2 separate regions of the Mus musculus genome follow, and region 2 is linked to region 1. Evidence: chromatin loops called from intact Hi-C (ENCODE). Cell type or tissue: gastrocnemius. All regions are shown on one strand.

Region 1 (8,000 bases):
CTACTCTCTGACCTGAGTTCAGTTCCCATCACCCACAGCAAGTGGCTTACTACTGCCTGTAACTCTAGTGTCAAGAGATTCAACACCATGTTTCCGGCCTCGGCAGACACTGCATGGGTGTGCACATTGCACACTGAATGACACATGCTTAATAAATAAAACTATCAGGAAATCTTAAGAAGGAAGGGACACAGGAACAAGGGAAAGACTGTTTAGGGTAAATAAATTTCTGACCTACGCAAAGTCTTTTTTGGGACTGAAGGAAGAAAGAAGATGCTGTTGTCTGTGGAGCTGGATTGAATCCTGGCATGGCAGATGAGGGTGTTATTATCACTTAGCTACCCCTCTAGCCTTAAATAGATAACTACTACACAAAAATATCGCAGTGCAGTATTCCAGTGAGAATACTGAAGCTGTTGCAGGCGGTAAAGTAATTAATAAAGGTAATGTGCTTATCATTTGGGCTTTGATGAGTTGTAATTAGCTAAAAAGTTGAAGGGCTTTTATGTGTTCCAAGTTAATTTAGTGGGTATGCATTCCAGTGCCTAAGGGAGGCAGAGACGTTGAAGAGCCTGCGCTTTGAAATCATGAAGTGTGAAAGGGGTTTTTTTACAAGTACCCTAGATAAAGCCAAACTTTGAAAATATGCTTAGCGCTCTCTTCAAGTCAGCTAGCTACTATACCTATGTATACTTAGTGGTAGCAGCATAAAAGGTCTGAAATGGATAGCAAAGCATCCTCGGTTTGAGCATGCACATGAGTTCAGATTCTCTTCCTGTGCAGTTGGACAACAGTGGTTAAGAAATAGAGCTATCACCTCAGCAAGGAGGGTACACTGAGAATATTCTGCCGGCAGCCTTTAGTGTTTTTGCTAGATTCTAAATTCATTTCTTGTAAAGTTTGATGAAGAGAATACCATGCAAGTGGGAGAAATCTTTATAAAGCAAAAAGTCTTTAGAGGTGTTCTCTTGTTCCAATCATTCAAACATGTGACCCCAGAACAAAGACAGAGCATCCTGTATCCCCACTCTAGTAAACGATGTTATTGGCCCACTAAGATTTCATACTTAGGACAAATTTTCCGAAGTGTTCTTTCTCTGAAACTTTTACTGTTGAAAGTTACAAAGACTGATCAGAGAATTTTCTTATCACTTATGCAGTGATTAAAAATGCTTGCAATGCGCCTAAGGGCAGAGATGGCACACATCAAGGTGGATACACATCACAGTGGCTACACATCAGGGCTGCATTTCAGCCTTTCTGTCTCTAAGACAAGTGACAATATCATATCAGCTTTCTCAAGCACCAGCAGCAAGTCTGAGGGCCAACTAGGATGGGCAAACCATCCCAAGAGAAAGCTGTCCCAGTCACACACAAACATCTTTGCTTTAAAACATTAACAGCAGAAACCTAGTAAACTCAATTATAATCACTGGCATTTCAAAAGTGGATTCTGACTGCTTATGTGTTTCACCAGCTGAGCATGTGACAGTTCATCTTTATGCAATTGTAACTCTGCTTTGTCAGCTGAGTCCACTTAAACCTGAGGAGTTTCTGGTGCAGTCACCCATGGAGGAACCAGAGTGCAAGTCCAGCTTCCAGAACCTTCCCTTGGCACATTTCATTCATTCAGCCTAAAAATGGAAACAACCTAACATGCTCACTTTCTAAAGAGAGGCCGGTAGAAAATCTATAGCAACCTAGAATGCTACAGGAAGGAGTCGCAAGAGAAAATGGTTGCAATCATTTAAGAGTAAATTACAAAAAGGTTTGTGCCAACCAAGAGACACTATGAACCTGGATTTGAAATCACTAAACTTCATAGAAACCCATCAAAGCATGTGATGTCATGAATCTGAGCTTACATAAGAATTTAGTTTCTTAAACAAGTTAATTATTTGTTAAATTGTAATATATTCCAATTTGATTTTGCAATTTTTTTCTCTGCGCTGTGGTGCATGGCAATGGTTCTCAACCTGTGGGTCGCAACGCCATGGGGAGAGTGGAAAGACCTTCTCACAGGAGTTGCCTCAGACCACTGAAAAACTCAGATATTTACATTATGATTCATAACAGTAGCAAAATTACTGTTTTGAAGTAACAACAAAATTATTTTATAGTGGGGGTCACCACAACATGAGGAAATGTATTAAAGGGTCACAGCATCAGGAAGGTTGAGAATCACTGGCGCATAGCATCAGTTTTATTCAATACTTAGTGTTTATCTGTATTTATCTTGAACCTTTCCCATAAGGTCACAAAACTTACACTTTTCTCATGAGTTGCTCTACAACTTAAAAACTATATTAGTAATATAAGATAAACCTCTAATAAATGTTCACATTTGCATGTAAAATTGTTTATTGATTTTTATCCAATTCTTATTATTTCATAATGGTTAGCTGTGATTGTTAATTTCTTATGATATACATCAATTTCTTTGATGGGTCACTGGTTATGAGTACAAATCACTCAGAGTTTAAACCTCAGCTTTGCTATTCCCAAGGTCTGGGACATGGGATTGTACTGCAGTTCTGGGCATTCCACTCTGCAAAGAAGCTCCTTATGTCAGCAAGTAAACAGCTCAAAGTAGCTTCAGGAACTCCCTAATCTGACCAGATGCGCTAGGACCTCCCAAGAGTACACAATGAAGACTACGGAATCATTACAGATAAGCCAAGCTGCAAAGAATATCCTCAAGCCAGAGCAGCTGCCCGGAAGAAACCAGCTGGCTACCTGCAGAAGCTTAGACCAACGGGGGCAGCTGACACTCTCTAGCCTGCTGAGCTGCCTGGAGACTGCGCACTATGCTCCAGGTTCCCAGATTTCGTCAACTGTCACCCATCCTGGGGTGCGCTTTGATGGTGCATCTTTCTTTGAGTTATTTCTGCTCCTGTAAGCAACCCTTCACCCATATTCCTGTAAGTAACTTCAATAAAACTCATGGGTTCCCTAAGCTGGACTTTGGTATCATCTGTATTATACATCCATAAAATCTGTTGTGGGATCCCTATCTTGACTGAGTAGATATATGTTTTGGGTCTCCCCAGGAAAAGTTTCATAACACAATACCTGGGCCAATTTCTTTCATCAACTTTGTCACATAGAAACTGAGAACATCTATTTTACATCTTTCAGTGAGTTGCCTGAAGTTTGAGTCCATTTATGTAAGAAGACACACAATGCCTGACACGCAATATGGTGATATTGTTTCCACTTCCATCTATATCATCCTTACTATCATCCTACCCTTACACAGAAGGATGCCCAGTATATATCAGGCTTGCAAGAAATATGAATCCATTTGAGTTTCTAAAATATATATAAAACTATTGTTCCTTTAACCTCAAATATTGGCATATATAGAATAGATATTTGGCACATGTGCTCACTGCGATACATAGAAATGTTCTTGTCAAGATATATTCTGCCTAGGCTTGGTTTTATTTTATGATAAGGGAGAGAGAGAGAGAGGGAGGGAGAGAGAGAGAGAGAGGGAGGGAGGGAGGGAGGGAGGGAGGGAGAGAGAGAGAGAGAGAGAGAGAGAGAGAGAGAGAGAGAGAGAGAGAGAGAGAGAGAGAGAGAGAGAGAGAGAGAGAAAGTCAGGAAAGTCGTGCTGTTTAGCTTAACTAAGAGACCGCTAGAGGGAGCTCTGGCTTCAAGATTTCTAATAGAGCTACTGTGGGCAAGGAATGCCGCAGTTTGCTCTTTGCATCATAGCCTGTGGAAAAGTCATTGATGGGAAAAATTCGAAAAAGAGGGGAGTCATAACAGGATGGAGGGAGTAGGAGAGGGAAGGAGGAAGAACTTCTAGAAACTGCTTAGAAAACGTGAATCAGCAACGTTTTCAAGACTCAACAGAGCAGCCTTCCACTCTGAGAAAGGGGTGACGGCCCCACAGCCCCCCTTTCCCCACAGAATAGTTGTTACCTGCGTCTTTGCGCCGGTGCTGTACAAACCAGCCGTCCTTCCCATGGCGGCAGCGCTTGGGATGCAGAAGAGAAATGAAGGGATCACGTTGCTGAGGCCATGGGCCAAAAATTCCTGCGAGATTAGTTATGGGAGAATGGAACATTTCTTTATCATAATCCCCTTCTATGGTCCCAGGTACAATTCGTCAAAGAATGAAGCTTGTTTATGCTCAGCTACTATTCACCGCACCAGCTAAGATGTAATAGTTTATAATAAAAATAGCTAACATTCATAGCCTGCTTGCAATCCTCCAAAGTCTATTCTAAGAGCATCACTCAGCTCTCATAATGAACTCATGAGGAGATTTTAAATTATTCATGATTTCCACTGCCCCATGGCCTATCCCTGTTTTCTAAGTATTCCCAGTTGGGATTTTACTCTCACCCTTTCCTCAATGACCTCTGCCTTACCAACTCCAACCTGGTATGAAGAAGCATTTTCCACAACTGCTCATTCTATCCTCCTTAAAAGGTCCCTTTGATCGGCTTCCTGTACCCCACACTTTCCAAGCTTGCCTCTATCTCTCCACCTGTCACTTCTCAGTTTCTTTTGTTATCTAACCGATTGCAATTGTAGGACCCTTTCTATTGTCTGTCCACATCTTAACTGTCCAAACACACCCTGGCAACTCCCAAATCTACATCTTCAGCTTAGACTACTCTTCTTAACTCTGGATTGCTACATCCAACCTACTATTTGTCATCAACATTTGATGGCTAATGGGAAATCAGTAACTACTTGTACTGGCTGGTTTTGTGTGTCAACTTGACACAAGCTGGAGTTATCACAGAGAAAGGATCCTCCCTTGAGGAAATGCCTCCATGAAATCCAGCTGTAAGGCATTTTCTCAATTAGTGATCAAGGGTGGGAGGGCCCACTGTGGGTGGTACCATCCCTGGACTGGTAATCTTGGGTTCTATAGGAGAGCAAGCTGAGCAAGCCAGGGGAAGTAAGCCAGTAAGTAACATCCCTCCATGGCCCCTGTATCAGCTCCTGCTTCCTGACCTGCTTGAGTTCCAGTCCTGAATTCCTTTGGTGATGAACAGCAATGTGGAAGTGTAAGCTGAATAAACCCTTTCCTCCACAATTTGCTTCTTGGTCATGATGTTTTGTGCAGAAAAGGGACCCTGACTAAGACACTAACTACCCTATAGGTTTCTACCATCCTAATCACATCACTTCAAGTCTAGGCCCCAGCCTGTACAGTTATCCATGACTCTTCCCATGTACATGGGTACAGCACACTGCCCATCCACATGTGCCCTCCTTGAAAGCCATGATAATGAGGTCTGTGATTTGACATCGAAGAAGGGAGACCCGAGGAGTTTCTGAGTTTCACATTCATCTGTGTTGTTTACTGTTTTATCCCTGGCACCTATAGTGGAGCTTAATAGACATACACAGAGAGAACGGAGGTCCCCAAACCTCAGTGTGAACTCTATGTGCGGGTAACTCTGCACTGGTCTGCAGTCTACTGCAGCTTCTGTTCAGGACCAGAGAGCTCTACAAGGCCTTGGGGCATGAAAAAGACACTGGGAGAATGGATTCAGTAAACAGGTTGTATGTGCACTCTTAGGTCTGTAGGAACAAAACTTCACATCCCGAAGGGCCTTAAGAAGAGTAATTACTAGTGTTCCACTTTGAAATCCCTAAGTTTTCAAAGTTATCTATCATGAAATGATAACCACCCTTGGATTCTCTCCTAAAACCAAATGAAAGAGCATGAAGGTGTGTGTGTTTCTTTAAAAATATATTAGAAGGATCAGTGCGATGACTCGGTGGGTAAAGGCACTTGCTACCAAGCCTGCTGATGTGAGCTCAATACAAGGGACTCACACAGTGGAAACAAAGAACAAAGGCTTTCCTCTGACAGACATATAGATAAAAAGAGGGAATGATGAAATTAATATGCTATACTCTGTGAAAGCTAGGTTCTAAGCTTCCTGTGAGTGACTCAGAGACTTCCCTATTTTGTTCTGCCCATGCTTGCTACACATTTAGAAAAGTTGTCTTTTCAGGCGTTTGACATTTTCAGTATCTGAGAGGCCACAGAACAGTGAAAATCCCTGGCTAGAGAGGGCCTGGGGGCACACTCCACCTGGTTGTCATCAACTGAATATTTGAACTTCTTGGCAGATCCTTGTGCGAGAGCCAGCGAGGCCACATAGCCTACAAGTGCAACTCCGAAAGCTTCAGTGAGCACTGCAGAGAGGATGTTCATTGGGGGAGCACGGGGAGGAGGAATCCTATGGAGAGAAAGACTGGATTGAAGTTATGAATCTATAATAACTTGCCATGAAATCTCCTGCACTAGTGTTTCTGAAGAGAAAACTAAGCAGTCTCGCCCTGTAAAGCCCTATATCTTCAATATTATTTAGCAGAAAAGCAAAATTGTAAGAAATAACACAAGGAGAGTCCCATGCATCTAACTGACACTCACACCCAGGGAATCCAGGTCTTACCGCAGAATTCTGACTTGACAAAGGTTTCTTGTAGGAAACAAAAGCATATCTGACCCTTCTTTCATTTGAACCTTTCCAAATATTTATTTGGCCAGCACTGGAGCCACGTTTCCTCCCTCAAATGCTGCAGAGTTTCAGGCAAACACTAGCTTACTGTCGACTAATCTCCAAATACGCCATTGACTTCATTATGGTAATTACATTTTTAACTCAATCCTTTCACGAGACAGTTAATCATGCCTTCCATACGCTAAAGAAAACATGCAGGAAGATCTCATCTCCTCTCTGTTGCAAAAGAGACCACACTTAGCTTCATTTCAAAGTCGTCTTTAAAGCATTTCTCAGATAATACCCAGCCATTATGTCTTATTGTCCCTTGAAAAGTATGTAAGCCAAATGACCATTTACGTATTCGTTGTCATGCTGGGAGACTTAACCCCACCCCTGAAGGAATTCCTGTGGTAAAAAATAAAGGAAGGGGGGAGTTATTTCTTACTGGTTAATTGTCTTATTACCTAGTGTGTGAGTGGAGCCTGGACTCTTTCTCATTAACTGTTTCATTTCATTTTCTCAGCAACTCCGAATCAAGTATACCACAACCGCAGTTGGGATGAGAAAATTCTTGGAGGAAGGTTGCAAGGAGGAGAACCTTTCTAAGCCATGCCTTCCTGCAGTTCCGTAAGGGGATTTCTCAGAAGGGAATATGAGCAGGAGTAGAAGGAGATGTTGTGTCTGAGTGCTATGTATGCTTTGCTCCCCAAACACTGTGACTATACATCCTAAGATAATATACAAAACTTGAAGTGAAGAAATTAAACTTCTAGTTCATTAAAACTAAATGTGGTTAATTAATAACAAGACCTGGACTGAAGAAAAAACAACTGGTTTTCCAATAAAAAGCAGAGAAACCCTTAGGAAACTAAGAGTTGATTTAGGAGACCCACCTTTGCCTGCGTCTGCACAGGCCAGCTAATGCAGAGGATTCTATTTTTAATTAACCGTTTTTTGTTTTGTTTCTGAGAATTTTCCTACTATTCCTTTACTTTAAGAAGACGAAAAATAAAACTCAAAGGACCCAACAATTCTTACATTGCCTCAAAATTAGACTTTGTCTGTATCTGTTTTATTCGGCCCATTAGAAAGTTATGAACTCACAAGGTATTTTTGTCCTTCTCTGCCATAGCTTGCCAGCCTAGTTTTGAAAGGACTTTTGTTCTTTCACGGTGTGGAACATGTGACATATTCTCTTGACGCCTGGAGGGGGACTGGAGAGAGGTGGGATGCCAGGCCATCTCTGCCTGTCTCTGTACCACTCTTTGCAGGCCTTTGGGATTCCAGTTCTGCGGGTGCTTCTTCATGCTTGTCATAACTTAAGTGATAAAGGTGGCCACAAGAACAAGTGTGGCTGAGCAGTTACGGTAGATCAGATCCAAGCCTTGGAAAGTTTAGCAACGCCCACTATTTTTCAAGCCATATCTTTGGAAATTCTTTTGGAAATTCTTTACTTGAAGCGATGCTGCATTAGCCAATCACATGCTCATTTAATAACAGGTTAGCTTATAGCCT
Region 2 (8,000 bases), 370 kb after region 1:
TGCTTCAATGGATTTCCCAGATGCTTTTAAACACTATGCATTAAGAAACCTAAAAATTTATCTCCTGCAATGTCATAATTCTACTTGTAAAAAATCTAAGAAATGATGAAAAAAATAAACACAATGCCTTTTAAATGTTGCTTAGTTGACAGTTTTTATAATGATGAAAACACTTCCATGTAAATCGTTGGGAAATGGTTGGTTCTATTGATTATGTATCAGAACTCCATTGTGTGAATGCTTGATAACAGGAAAACATCCATGCCACCTATGGGTCAGAATAATACATGAGAATAGTACACGTGAGTACCTGAAAACTGTTTTCAGGTAGTAGAATTATACATACTTTGCCTTTTCGCTCATTTCTCTTATTTTCAAAATTTTCTGCACTAAACATAAACTATAAGCAAGCCAAGTACTACTTGTTAGCTAACATTTTATCCTCCATTCCAGAAAAGACTTCTGGGATATGGACATTTATCTGATGGATGATCAGGGACCACAGTGGCTTTTTTATTTACCCTTTTTATTTTTATGAATATTGTCAGTGAGCAAGGCACCACTTGCTTTTGCCATTTGTTGAAACATGTCAGTTTATAATCCTGTCTGTCATTTTGAAGAAACACATTAAGCTCCTAAGTACATGAGAAGTCATGAAGACACGATGGGGAATTTTTTCGGAGATGTTTAAAGTGTCCCCCTGCTTTGCTCTTTGCAGCTCCTCGGTAGGTAGCGCCCTTCCCCGGAGACGCTGCTGTGCGTATGTCACCATCGGAATGATATGTATTTTCATTGCAGTTGGATTAACTGTGAGTACCACTTGTTTGTTTCCTCATTCTGATACAGGGGCCCATGGAGCAGAGGCTGGTCTTTGAGTTCATGATCCTCTTTCCTCTACCTCCCAAGTGCTAGGATTATAGGTGTACTCTTCTATGCCAAGAGACTGAACACTACTCTTACAATTCTTTCTGCAAGTTTATCAACTTTAGTCTGTGGTGAGACTTGGTACACCCTTCAGAGATCCCCAAGTTAGTGGTCACTCAGCACGACAGGCTCCTGAGCTTCTGAGGGACTGTGGTCAATCAGATACCCAATCCTTGGATATGTCTTTATTTCCCATTAGTTAATTATTTTAAAAAAAACTATCCATTTTTATCTGATTTTATATGTATAGGCATTTTTTTGTGTGCGTGCATACCCGGTGCCCATGAAGGCCAGCAGAAGGTGTCAGATTCTCCGAGGCTGGGTTGTGAGGCCTGATGAGAATCTAATCTAGGTCCTCTGGGTGAGCAGTCAGTGCTCCTACCCACACCATCTCTTCAGCCTTATAAAAGATTTTATGACATTATATTAACCTTATGAGCTTGTTTCATTGTGCGTGTCCTGTTCCTAATGAAGTCTGCCTATCTAGAGAGAGGTTGGTTGTGCCTATTTGAAAGTCTTTAGCACTGAGAAATTCACTATTTGTCAAAAGCCCATTTACTTTTGTTGAGTTGGCAGAACCAACGTTTTATGGTCATGAAATATCTTCTACTCAAAACAACATTTGCTATGAGAATGAGTTAGTTTCAGAGGAGACTGAAGTTGAGCAGTTGGCATGGAAATCACTCCAGACAAAGACAGGGAGTTGATCTTTGCTTTCTGTGTTCTGTGTTCCTTGGTTAATATACCTGGTCCCATATCATTAGCAGTGCCACATGGGAGTGAATATTTACATGGGTTAAACACCTTACAAAGATAACTTCACATGAGTTCAGGGGTTTCCAGGCATGCATCACTATGTCTGGCAGTGCGCTTCTCTATTTACTTCATAAAATTTGTAGTTATACAAGTATCATTGTTGTCTGTCGATTAGAGTCAAGAGCTACATGTAGTCTTACAGGTACTTAGTGGCTTCAGTTTGGAAATACACTTCATATTATCACAAACAGGGAGGCCAACACAAGTTTTCCAAAAGGACATTTCCTTAAAGTTTCTAATCTCTTGCTTTGATGTTATTTTTCGTTTCAGGTTGGCACACAAGATTTTTCAAGGCGATTTCATGCAACCTATGTGTCTTGGGCAATTGCTTATCTGCTAGGTTTGATTTGCCTTATCCGAGCTTGTTACTGGGGCGCAATCAGAGTCAGTTATCCAGAGCACGGCTTTGCTTAAGTCTCCTCATGAATCCTTGATGCAGGCGAGAGTGTCCAGTAGTCCTTGAGAAGCTCTGCTGGACGCCTTCAAATCATTTATCCTCCTGGATTCCATCCTGGTTTGTATAGTAGTCTCAAGAATTTGTGAGTCTTTTCTGAACAGACGCTCACTGAAGTACATTATATGCAAGTTCATTTTGCTGCTAGGTTTTCAGACTTGGAAAAATAAAGCTGTGTCTCTGTTCTTTTAAATCATAAAGGTATTTTTGCATTTGTCCTCCCACGTTATATCTAATATCAGTCTTTCATTATGTTTAAACCAGTTGTTCCATTACTTGTTGCTGTGGGACTATCCCCAAGAAGTGTTTATAAATGTTTCTACAATAGGGTCACATTTATACTTACATTTTAAACAGAATTGCTTGCTTTAAAAATCTAAGCAATATGCATTTTTGCTTGAACTGCTTACTGTAATTTTAACCTAAGAGTATAGATACCTTATTCAGGAAAAACAAATTGAGTGTACTTTGAAAAACTTGACATTCTTGTCAGAGAATCATTTCTAGATAGTATATGCTTGTTTTTTTTGTTTTTTTTTTTTTTTGTTATTGTTTGTAGAAAGATACAATATTTTGGTAGTAAATTAAAATACCTAGGATGAACATATATATAGTCCACAGTTGGAGATGTTAGATAAATGTCTTTTCTCTAAGATTACAGGACTTTTTGCCTTTCAGTCTTGTCTTTTTATTTAGCATTTACAAAAATCTGGTCTGGATTTATGGAATTTAATGTTACTCTGCTGAATGTATTCCTTTATAAACTGGAGGAAGTATTTCAGACAACATGTTTTATAATACTTCATCATCTCGTCAAAGACATGTTGACACTGGGTTGCAGTCCTTTTCATTCAATCATGGTAAACTTATCTTCTTGACATCTGTGTACACCCGCTTCTCTGGGAAGAGAACTTAGGACTTTTTTGCTTTAGCTGAAAGTTAGAATTAGAGATTCTCTTACCATTTCTCACCTGGTCAGATAATGACTCGACTTCTTCAAGAGAACGGATCAGAGAGAGAGAGTTTCATCGTCACCTAAAACTTCGCGTGGAATTCATGGACTCAGCTCTTGCACTGCCCAGTTTTGCAGTTTAGAAGGAATTCCTTGAGAGTCAGTGGTCTAAACTCTTTCACATTGTAGAATTAGACAATGAGATGCCCTGAATACATTAGTAGGTGATTCCAAGGGACAAGACTAATGTTCTAAATTATTTATGTTCCTGATTAATATGAAAATGTACTTAATGCAAAGTCGGAGTCAGCTACACCTCAAAGAGAAAATGATAAATGTATAAATGAAGTAGCTCAGGATTCTATGTACCTTTGAAAATATGCTAATAAAGATTATTATTCAAAAATCACTTTGTTCTATTTCTTCCTAAAAAATTAGATTTTATTTCCAAAATTTACTTTGAGATCTTGCTGTGAAATATTCATATTAAGGAAGACAGACCATTTTTGGATAATGTTCCTTTATCTTTTTTATTCTGTTTTCATTACTATGTTTTAAATATTTTTATTTGGTATGCTATGGTATTGTTAGCACACTGTATATTCAGAATAAAATAATCAGTGTCTTGTCTTAATGACAGTACTTTGTAACAGCTCTCACATTGTATTCTATGCTATTTGACAATATCCTTCCGGAATGTATCTATGGGATGGATATATGTGACAGTTTGTTCATATGCTCATCCCCACTTGGATACCTTCCTGGTAAGGAAAGAATGAATATGCATGGGGGATTGGATTATTTTTAGTGCTTATATATACTTGGGTCAGTATTTATTTGTATTTTATTATTATTATGAATTTGTCTGTTTACTTTACATTCCTGTCACAGCTTCCTCTCCCTCATCTCTGCCTAGCCCCTCCACTCTCCTTTCCTCCCTTCCCCTCATCCATACTTCTTCCCCTTCTCCTCAGAAAATGGGAAGCCTCCCATGGGCGTCCACCAGACTTGGCATATCCAGTTGCAGTAAGACTAGGTACATCTTCTGTTGAGGCTAGACAAGGCGACAAGGCATCCAGATAAGAGAAAGGCAGGCTGTGTAGCTTAAAGCTTAAAGCTTACTTTAGGAATCCCACATGAAGACTCAGCTGTACAACTGTTACATGTACGAAAGGCCCAGGTCCATCCCATGTCTGGGTAGCCCTCTGGGTAGCAATTTAGTCTTTATGAGCCCCTATGGGATCAGGTTAGTTGATTTTGCAGGTTTTTTTTTTGGTGTCCTTGACCCCTCTGGCTCCTTCAGTTCTTCCTCCCACTCTTCCAGAGGATTCCCTAGGCTCCACCTAATGTTTGGCTGTGGGTCTCTGTGTTGCATGAAATATTAAAAAAGCAATCCATGCTACCGCTGGCTTGGAACATGCAGACAGGCCGGCCTGTCCTCAGCCCAACACAAGCCAACTCAGCTCCGAAATCTCTCCACCGGGCTAGCGAAGTTTCCATGGCGGGCTGTGGCCATGACCGCCCCATGCTTCCAAATTCCCAAGGCTGGCTGGGGTGCCCTGCTGCCGTACCTTTCTCTGGAACCCAGTTGAGTCACCGAATGAAGGAAAACACCACACAATCTTAGTTTAGAATCAACAGGTAACACAATTGCCGGGCACAGAAGCTACCATCCTAATTTTGTAAGCTGTTCTGTTAAACCCTGCAGTGGCGGATCCAATCTGCCACCTAAATGGGAGGGGGGTGTCCAGCTACCTACATTGTGGCTCCATGTTTCATTATCACAGTTCCTGCCACCAGGGTTTCCATGGTCCCCATGTGGCAGCTACCCTACTCCTACTCCTGCGGCAGATCCTGCTCACATTCCCAGCCATCCATCCGGTTGTTAGCTGTCATTGATCCCTGTAACCTGGCAAAATTGAAACTCTAGAGGCTTGTTATTCATCAGTCAGACTTATATCAGTGAATTTTCAACCACAAAACACCCACATAAAGAACTTAAAACTCAACTGCTATAAACACAAGCTGCACACTTAGATGGGACAAACACACCGTACTTACTATTTAATCACCTAAGAAGTCCCCAGTACTTATGGCTCCGAGGACTGCTTGGTTCTGGTTCCTCTTCCTCTCTTATAGATTCCATCTTGTCTCCTCATCTCCGTCTGCCTCTCTGTCTCTCTGTCTCTGTACTTGTCTCTCAAACTCTCAACCCACCTTCTTTTCCCACTGTCCAGTCACAGGCTTTAGCCTTAACTTGTGCCTGCCCTCACCTGCATAGAGACAGCAATCCACATCTCTGCATCAGTTGCTGGGTGAAGCCTCTCAGATGACAGTTATGCTAGGAGTCTTGCCTGGTTATAGGTGATAGCCAGTTCAGATCCCTTATCCCCTATTGCCAGGAGTCTTAGCTAGGATCACTCTCATAGATTCCAGGGAATTTCCATTGTCCTGGGTTTCTAGCTAGGATGTTTCTTTCCCTACAGTCTCCCCTTCCATCCCCTCTCCACCTCACCCCTCCTATTCCCACCCCCAACCATTCCTTGACCCAGTCCCCTCCCTCCACTTCTGATGTCAAATGTGTTTCCCCTTCTCAGATTCAAGCATCCTGCCTTAGCCCCTCATTGTTACTTAGCCTCTTTGGGTCTATGGATTATAGCATGGTTAGCCTATACTTTATGGCTAATAACTACTTATAAGTGAGTACATACCATGCTTGTCTTTCTGGGTCTGTGTTACCTCATGCAGGATGATCTTTTCTAGTTCCATCCATTTGTCTGAAAATTTCATGATTTCGTTGTTTTTAATAACTGAGTAGTACTCCGTCGTGTGAATTTACCACAGTTTCTTTATCCATTCTGAAGCTGCCTAGGTTGTATATAGTTTATGGCTATTATGAGTAAAGCTGCTATGAACATAGTTGAGCAAGTGTTCTTGTAGGATAGTGGAGCATTTGGGGGGTATATGTCCAGGAGTGGCATAGTTGGGTCTTAAGGTGGAACTATGCCCAATTTTCTGAGAAACTGCCAAATTGATTTCCAAAGTGGTTGTATATGTTTGAACTCCCACAAGCAATGGAGGAATGTTCCCCTTGTTTCAACATCCTCGACAGCATGAGCTGTTACTTGAGGTTTTGAGCGTAGCCATTTTGATAGGTGTAAGTTGGGATCTCAGAGTTGTTTTGATTTGCATTTTCCTTGTGACTTTGGATGGTGAACATTTCTTTATGTGCTTTTTGGCTATAAGAGATTCCTCTGCTGAGAATTCTCTGTTTACATCTGTACCCCATTTTTAATTGGGTTATTTATTTTGTTGGTGTCTAATTTTTTGAGTTCATTATATATTTTGGATATCAGCCCTCTGTCATGTGCGGAGTTGTTGAAAATCTTTCCCATTCTGTAGGCTGCCGTTTTTTCCTTTGATGCTGTCTTTTGCCTTACAGAAGTTTTGCAGTTTCACGAATTCCCATTTATCGTTGATCTTCGTGCCAGGGTTGTTGGTGTTCTGTTCAGGAAGTTGTTTGCTGTGCCAACGCTTTCAAGACTATTCTCTATGTTCTGTTCCTTTAGATTTAGTGTATCTGGTTTCAAGTTGAGGTCTTTGATCCACTTGGACTTGAGTTTTGTGTAGGGTGACAGGCATGGATCTATTTGCATTCTTCTACACGCAACCATCCAGTTAGACCAGCACCATTTGCTTTCTTTTTTCCTATTGTATAATTTTGGTTCTTTGTCAAAGTGTCTGTAGGTGTGTGGATTTGCTCCTGGTTCTTCATTTCTATTCCACTGAACTTGTCTGCATTTGTTCTGTAGTACAGCTTGAAATCGGGAATGGTGACACTACCAGAAGTTCTTTTATTGTACAGGATTGTTTTAGCTGTTCTGGCCTTTTGTTTTGTTTTGTTTATTTCACATGAAGTCGAGTACTGTTCTTTCAATGTTTGTAAAGAATTCTGTTGGAATTTTGATGGGACTTGTGTTGAATCTGTAGATTGCTTTTGGTAGGATGGCCAGTTTTACTATGTTAATCTTATGGATCCATGAGTATGGGAGATCTTTCCATCTTCTTTATCTTCTTTAGTTTCTTTCTTCAAAGATTTGAAGTTCCTGTCATATAGGTCTTTCACTTGCTTGGTTAGAGTTACACCAAGATATCTTATATTATTTCTGGCTATTGTGAAGGGTGTTGTTTCACTAATTTCTTCCTTAGCCCATTTACCAGTTGTATATTGGAGGGCTACTGCCTTTTTTTTTTTTTTTTTTTTTTTTGATTAATTTTATATCCAGCCCCTTTGCTGAAGGTTTGTTTTTTTTTTTTTTTTTTTTTTTAATCAGATAGAGGAGTTCTCTGGTAGAATTTTGGGGCTCACTTTTGCGTCCTAGCTAAAACTTCAAGTACTATATTGAATAGGTACAGATAGAGTGCCAGTTTTGTCTAGTCCTTGATTTTAGTGGAATTGCTTTAAGTTTCTGTCCATTTATTTTGAAGCTGGGTATCAGCTTAATGTGTATTGCCTTAATTGTGTTTAGATATATGCCTTGTATTCCTGATCTCTCCCAGACTTATATCATAAAAGGGTGTTGGATTTTTGTTAAAGGCTTTTCAGCATCTAATGAGATGATCATGTGGTTTTGTTCTTTCAGTTTGTTTATATGGTAGATTACATTGATCGATTTCTGTATGTTGAACCATCCCTCCACTTCTAGGATAAAGCCAACTTGATCATGGTGGATGATGTTTTTGATGGGTTATTGGATTCAGTTTGCAAGTATTTTTGCATCAATGTTCATAAGGATATCGGTCTGAAATTCTCTTTCTTGGACGAGCCTTTGTGTGGCTTCATAAAAGGAATTT

What was found. Peaks named below come from ENCODE experiments on the same cell type or tissue, not always from the same donor. Only the 100,000 strongest peaks of a DNase experiment are listed, where the experiment ranks them.
Region 2: a loop joins it to region 1, with 4 times the contacts of the local background. A loop is called at or near these places in 28 of 42 quality-filtered maps.

What each region holds. Positions count from the first base shown.
Region 1 is chr4:14,540,232-14,548,231 of GRCm38, forward strand. It overlaps Slc26a7 (solute carrier family 26, member 7), which reads right to left. Exons shown (of 19, transcript NM_145947.2): 8 at 6,071-6,218; 9 at 3,931-4,044. Among named protein-coding and RNA genes, the nearest start is that of Slc26a7, 78 kb to the right of the region's middle. In gastrocnemius, a CTCF peak has its summit at 3,655 (motif pointing right); a DNase peak (open chromatin) is centred at 3,664.
Region 2 is chr4:14,911,714-14,919,713 of GRCm38, forward strand. Pip4p2 (phosphatidylinositol-4,5-bisphosphate 4-phosphatase 2) reads left to right here. Exons shown (of 7, transcript NM_028264.4): 6 at 719-809; 7 at 2,011-3,547. The coding sequence ends at 2,154. Among named protein-coding and RNA genes, the nearest start is that of Gm11837, 15 kb to the right of the region's middle. In gastrocnemius, no CTCF peak of the experiment used is centred here; no DNase peak of the experiment used is centred here.